2 separate regions of the Homo sapiens genome follow, and region 1 is linked to region 2. The links are chromatin loops, found by intact Hi-C in ENCODE. Cell type or tissue: OCI-LY7. All regions are shown on one strand. Links, peaks and the distances in the headings refer to the core of each region. The heading gives the core; the rest is flanking DNA.

Evidence for each region. Peaks named below come from ENCODE experiments on the same cell type or tissue, not always from the same donor. Only the 100,000 strongest peaks of a DNase experiment are listed, where the experiment ranks them.
Region 1: a loop joins it to region 2, with 2.2 times the contacts of the local background. A loop is called at or near these places in 8 of 110 quality-filtered maps.

What each region holds. Positions count from the first base shown.
Region 1 is chr3:72,439,627-72,442,438 of GRCh38, reverse strand. The region is part of intron 1 of RYBP (RING1 and YY1 binding protein); the gene reads left to right. Among named protein-coding and RNA genes, the nearest start is that of RYBP, 5.6 kb to the left of the region's middle. RefSeq lists an enhancer at 1,982-2,081. In OCI-LY7, for the core only: no CTCF peak of the experiment used is centred there; DNase peaks (open chromatin) are centred at 1,738 and 2,708; H3K4me3 peaks cover 1,826 bases; H3K27ac peaks cover 1,151 bases.
Region 2 is chr3:72,309,234-72,312,045 of GRCh38, reverse strand. No RefSeq gene overlaps it. Among named protein-coding and RNA genes, the nearest start is that of RYBP, 140 kb to the left of the region's middle. RefSeq lists enhancers at 1,031-1,210, 1,391-1,700. In OCI-LY7, for the core only: no CTCF peak of the experiment used is centred there; DNase peaks (open chromatin) are centred at 1,345 and 2,225; H3K4me3 peaks cover 1,107 bases; H3K27ac peaks cover 1,497 bases.

The DNA of each region.
Region 1 (2,812 bases), core at 232-2,731, 130 kb before region 2:
ATGTTACCTTAATTGTAAAATAAAAATTACCAAGACATTGCTGAATATAGTTGTTGATTAGTGTTCCCTTGATAGTAGTCCTGCATTTTTACTTTCAGCTACTGCTTAATCACATTCATTTGCAAAATTGGAAAATTTTTACTTTGGCTAATTACCATAGGTTTAGAACTTTCTGGTCTTCAGCTCCAGAAATGTATCGCTGTGTTGAGATCATGTTTTATTTCATCCATGTTTATTTGAATACTGCCCCTCTGAAAAGCTGACTGTTTTTGGAGCTTTTATACACAAGTATGAGTGAGGAAATTACTTTAGGTGTAGAATAAAATTGTGTAGAAATAATTATCTTTGAAAAAATTTGGTATTCAGGATATTGAATTGGAAGTGTTGAAGAAGCAGCTGTTTTGTGTGTAATACGTTTCTCTTGTTTGAGAATTTACCAGTTTTTTGCAGTTGTAGCTTTGAACTATCCATTCCCCCCTTAAATTTAGATACCCTGACAACCAAAAATCTCTTGAATTGTCATGAAGTACTTTAGTAGAAGTTTTATGGAAAAACACAACATAGCTATGATCTTTGCTGGAAGCTTCAAAAAGGCATCATCGTGTGATGCTTTTTAGGTAGAAAAACTCCCAGAAATAAGATAAGGTACCTACACTGGGCAAAGCCCAAGCCTCTTACTCATGTTTCCTGGTAATCCACAGCAGTGGTTTTGCTCCTTTCATGACATTGTTTTTGTTGTAGTGTTTGTCTTTCATAAAAATTCTCCATAAAAATATATAAAAATTACCTGTCTTCCAAATCAAACTTTTATCAAACCTTCCAAGCTGAAAGCTGGTACAATTTAAGATCATTTTACCCAGGAACAGAGTAATAATTTATTTTGTGTTTACTGTTTCATTGGACTTACTGATTTATTGGTGGTGACTTGATCTTATGTGTACTTGGTGACCTTAAAGTAAATTACCTGGGTAGTTGTGGTCATTTGACAAGTTTTTATTGAGCACACAGCCATTTGCGCTCTTGGTGTACAGTGGTATAAAGACAGACCAGGTCCCTGTTCTTACGGAGCTTAAAATACTATGGAAAGGAAGAGAAAATAAACTAACAGAAAAATAACAATTTCAGCTGGCGACAAGTGCTACGAAGAATTTAGAGAAGGGTAAGGAACTACAGAGTGATGAGAACTGGGTGGAGTGACTGCTTTATAGACAATGTTGAGATAATGCATTTAATTTTTTAGGAAAAAGTAATGCTACTTCCTTTTGGAGCCGGGGATAATTCTTATGTAGGTTTACCTGTGCCATTTAGCTCATTTGGTTGGGGGACAGACAGCTTTTAGATTTGGAGCCCTTGTGCATAGGCTGCTAAACTTATAAACTTAGTTCCATGTTGTAGACTAAACCTAGGCCAGCTAATTTACTAGTATTGTTAGTCATTAGGGTGGGAGATTATGAATGGATTCACTTACATATTATTTATTCATGTGGCATATATTTGTTGTGTATTTCAGTAGGTGCTGAAGAAAATTCCAGGATTAAGAAAAACTTTCTCAAGTAGCTGTAGTTTACCAAAATAGTTATCAGAACTAATTTGGTTCATTAGGACTTTGAGTAAATAGTAGGTCTCTCGTGTCCTAAATGACTTGAGCTAACACATTCTGCAGTCTTTCTGGCACTTCTTTTCTCTTTTGCCTCATCACCCATGCTTTTTCTCTTTGTGGCATCTTCTGTGTTACTTTTCATAACTAGTACTCCCACTTCCCTTTTTACCTATAGATACAAACTTTTTCAACGGTCGCATACATAGAAGTGCACAAATCGTAAGTATAAGGATTTGATAAAGTTTTGCAGAATGAGCATATCTTTGCCACTAGCACCCAGATTGATTTTTTTTTTTTTTTTGAGACAGGTATCTGGCTCTGTTGCCCAGGCTAGAGTGTGGTGGTGTAATCACAGCTCACTGTAGCCCCTACTTTGAGGCCCAGGTGATACTCTCACCTCAGCCTCCTGAGTAGTTGGGACCATAGACATGTGCCATCATGCCTGGCACATTTTTAAGGGCTTTTTTTTTTTCTTTTTGTGAGACACGGTCTCCCTATGTTGCCTAGGCTAGTGTCTTATTTCTGGGCTCAAGCGATCCTCCCGCCTCAGCCTCCCAGAGAGTTGGTATTATAGGCATGAGCCACTGTGCTGGCTTGCACCTAGATTCTTAAAGAGAACATTACTAGAACATTACCGGAAGCCCCTTGTGCACTGTCCCCTGTGGGCCACTTCTCCCACCCCATTCCTGTCTTTTAATACTAGAGATCAGTTGTGCTTGTTTTTGAAATTTATGTGAGTGGAGTATACTATGTATACAGTACACAGTAAATACTGTATGTACCACTGCCTATATACAGTATACTCCACAGTGAGTGAAACAAGCCAGACTCAGAAGCATACATACTGTATGTACCACTTTGCTTAGTAGCCACAGTGTATGCACCATGGTACATGCATATACTTCTGAATCTGGCTTGTTTCACTCATGGTTAGGTGTGCAGGATTCATCCATGTTGTTGTGTGCAGTTCTTGCTTATTTTACCAGTCTGTCTTATCCTGAGAATATCTTTGACATTCAACTCTGCATGCAGACCCTTCCTTACACGTTCTAGAGAGAGGACCTGTCTTCACCCTGTGTTTATTACCCACATACTTGAACAGCTGTTTCCTCCAGGCATCATTATGCAAAAGGAATGAAACCCGGTGTGTGCAGCTTTTTTAGAGGACGTAAAAGGAGTCAGCTCTTGCCTCTCATCAATAGTATTGTTTAT
Region 2 (2,812 bases), core at 80-2,579:
GGTTTCAGCCTCAAGAAATCAGTACCAGCCCAGGTAATGTTGGGCTTTGGGTCTCTCCCTGTGCCTCCTTTGATAGTTTGGTGTCTTGAGGCACAAGGCAAGGGGACCTCTCCTTCCTCCAGCATCTTGTCACCTAAGAGATTATTTTCCTTTGGTGACACATTCCCACAGTCATAGGTCAATTTTTTTTTGTGAAACAAATCAGCAAAAAAAATCATCATGGGTCTTGCCATAAATCCTCAAGAGCATGTAGTGGGGTGGCGGGTGACTCTGAAAGTATGAAGGCATGAGGTTTTTATTCCTGGTGTTTCTCTCTACCCTCGTCCCCTCCTCCATTCTGGCTGCTGTGTGCATTTTGTTCTCATTGCCTCGGGAGAGGCAGCAACTCGGAGAGAAGAGAATGTCAGCTCTTGGCCTTGGAGTTGCAAAATCTTAGGCCTGCGGGGAGGAGAAGGACTGATGGGCATCAGTGACGGAAGTGGGGAGGAGAGCTGGGAACAAGATGAATTTCTGGGCCTGGAGATGGCAAGGTTTCTTCTGGGTGGGGAAGGAAGAGAGATGGAGGGGACACAATAAAGGAGAGAGGTCCTGCGGCCATGTGGGCTGGAGGAAACTCAGTTTCCAGGTACTGCCCAGCCCCTCCTGGAGAGGGGACTTGGGTCACCCACCAACAATGCCCAAGGGCTCTCAGTCAGCACCTCCACACCCTCCAGCTTATTACTGCGTTACCATACAGCATCAACACATGGGAGTTGCAAAGGTGGTCCTTTCTGTGGACAGCTGGTGGGACCTCCTAGCTCAGAGGGGAACCTCCAGCCATGTCCCGAGTGCTTGTCTGGCACCTTCGACTTCTCCCTCATGGATGTTCCTGTTTCAGCATCGCAGGCCATCTGCAAACTGTGGAGATGGGGTGGGGGCCTGGACACCTGCTGGGGTAGCAGTGATAGAAAGGACAAGAGGACAGGGTCCCTCAGCACTTCTACCTCCTTGAACCTGCCAGAGTCCACCTGCGGAGGTGGGGCGATGGTGAGCCGCAGCCCCCAGGAGCCCTTTAACTACAGAAGCTCATGGCGTGCAGAGGGAGGCAAAAGATGGGCCATGGAGTCACGCGAATCTGAGGACTGGCTCCAACTCCACCTTTGTCTCCCTCTTCGGAAAGCTGAACAGGGTGCAACGTGAGAAGGCGATCTTCCTTCCTGCCTTGCAGGCACTCTGGGGACGCTGCTTGTTTGCTCTGCTCTGCCAACTCTCCCCTGGGGACTCTCCTCCCCAGCCAGGCTGCCCTGGAGGGTGGAGTCTCCCCGCTGTCCTCCTGCTCCACCCCTCAGTCCACAGACCTTTTCATTTAAAGAGTTCATTGCTACAGGAAACAGATGGTAGTCACAAAAATAATAAACAGAGAGAATTTCAAAGGTTCCGGAAGCTCAGAGTCATGGTCTCAGGCCCGTCGTTAAAGACTTCCTTCTGAGATGGGGCCTGAGAATGACTGCAAACACTGTTGTTTCAGCCACTGGGATGGCCGGGCAGGGAACTGCAGTGCTGAGAGCTGTCAGCCCCTGGACTAGTGTGTAACCCTCACAGTCGTCTTGCAATGGGAGGGTGTCATGACCCCCACTTTACAGATGTAAAAACTGAGTTCAGAGAGCAGGATTGGCTGCATGATTTAGGACATTCAGTGTAAAATAAAAATGTGGGGTCTTTGGTTTAAAAATTAAGAACTTCAAGACTGAAACCACAGCAGACTGTTAAACCAAGTGAGGTGTCCTTCTGATCACAGGCCCTGAGTGACTGCCTGGGACACAGGCTTGTGAAGTCAGCCCTGTCAGAGATTAGGTAACTAGCCCAAGGACACCAGCTAGTGAGAGGCAACCGCGGCTTCCATGCAACGTCTAGGACAGCCTTCAATTGAATTTTGCTATCTTCCTGGTCTTTACCTGTGGACACCCCCATCCCTCCCTCCCACCCGCCATGGCTTGGCTGTCGGCATTATTTTTATAACTTAAAAAGAATCGTTAAAAAGTAAAGCATGACTTTAAGACGCCAACACTACACAAATCCTGATGTTGCTCCCAGAAGCCCTTTGGCTTTTGCTAAAACGGAGGCGGAAGAGGTGATTGGGCATTGCCCCACCTCCTCCTCCATTCAATTAACTTGACAAGGAAACATTTTTGAGACAGATGATTCTCATTTTTAATGCAGTTTGAAAGTCCCTAGGGGCAGGAAGACACTCGGGCTTGCCTACTTCAGGAAGTGGTGTCTTCCCTCCAATTTATACGGACTTTATTTTAAGAGACCTCAGCTGGCTCAGTCCACATTGATAAGCTTCCCCAATGGGATATGCATAATATAGGGCTTACAGTACACATTCAACACAATATCTTAATACATGTTTATACGAATATATATTTGTATTTTATGCTATTATCACAGTGGTTCTTAGAGGAGAGAATGACTTTACCCCTTAGGGGAACATTTAGCAATGTCTGGAAGACATTTCTGCTGTCACAGCTAAGAAGCAGCTGCTATTGGCTTCTAGTGGGTGGGGTTTGGGGGTGCTGCTAGACATCCTACCATGCACAGGGCAGCCCCCCACAACAGAGAAGTATCCAGCCCAAAATGTCAGTGCTGAGGCTGAGAAGCCACAACAAGCAATCATAATTAATTGGTATTGTCAAGGAATGAAAGATTACTGGGACTGGAACCCCACTTTGTAAAAAATCTACCCTTAGGAAATAAATTTTTGAGTGCTGCCAACTGAATTTGTGACTATTATGTAATAACTAACTGGGTCTCAAGTTAGGAGTCAGTTGAA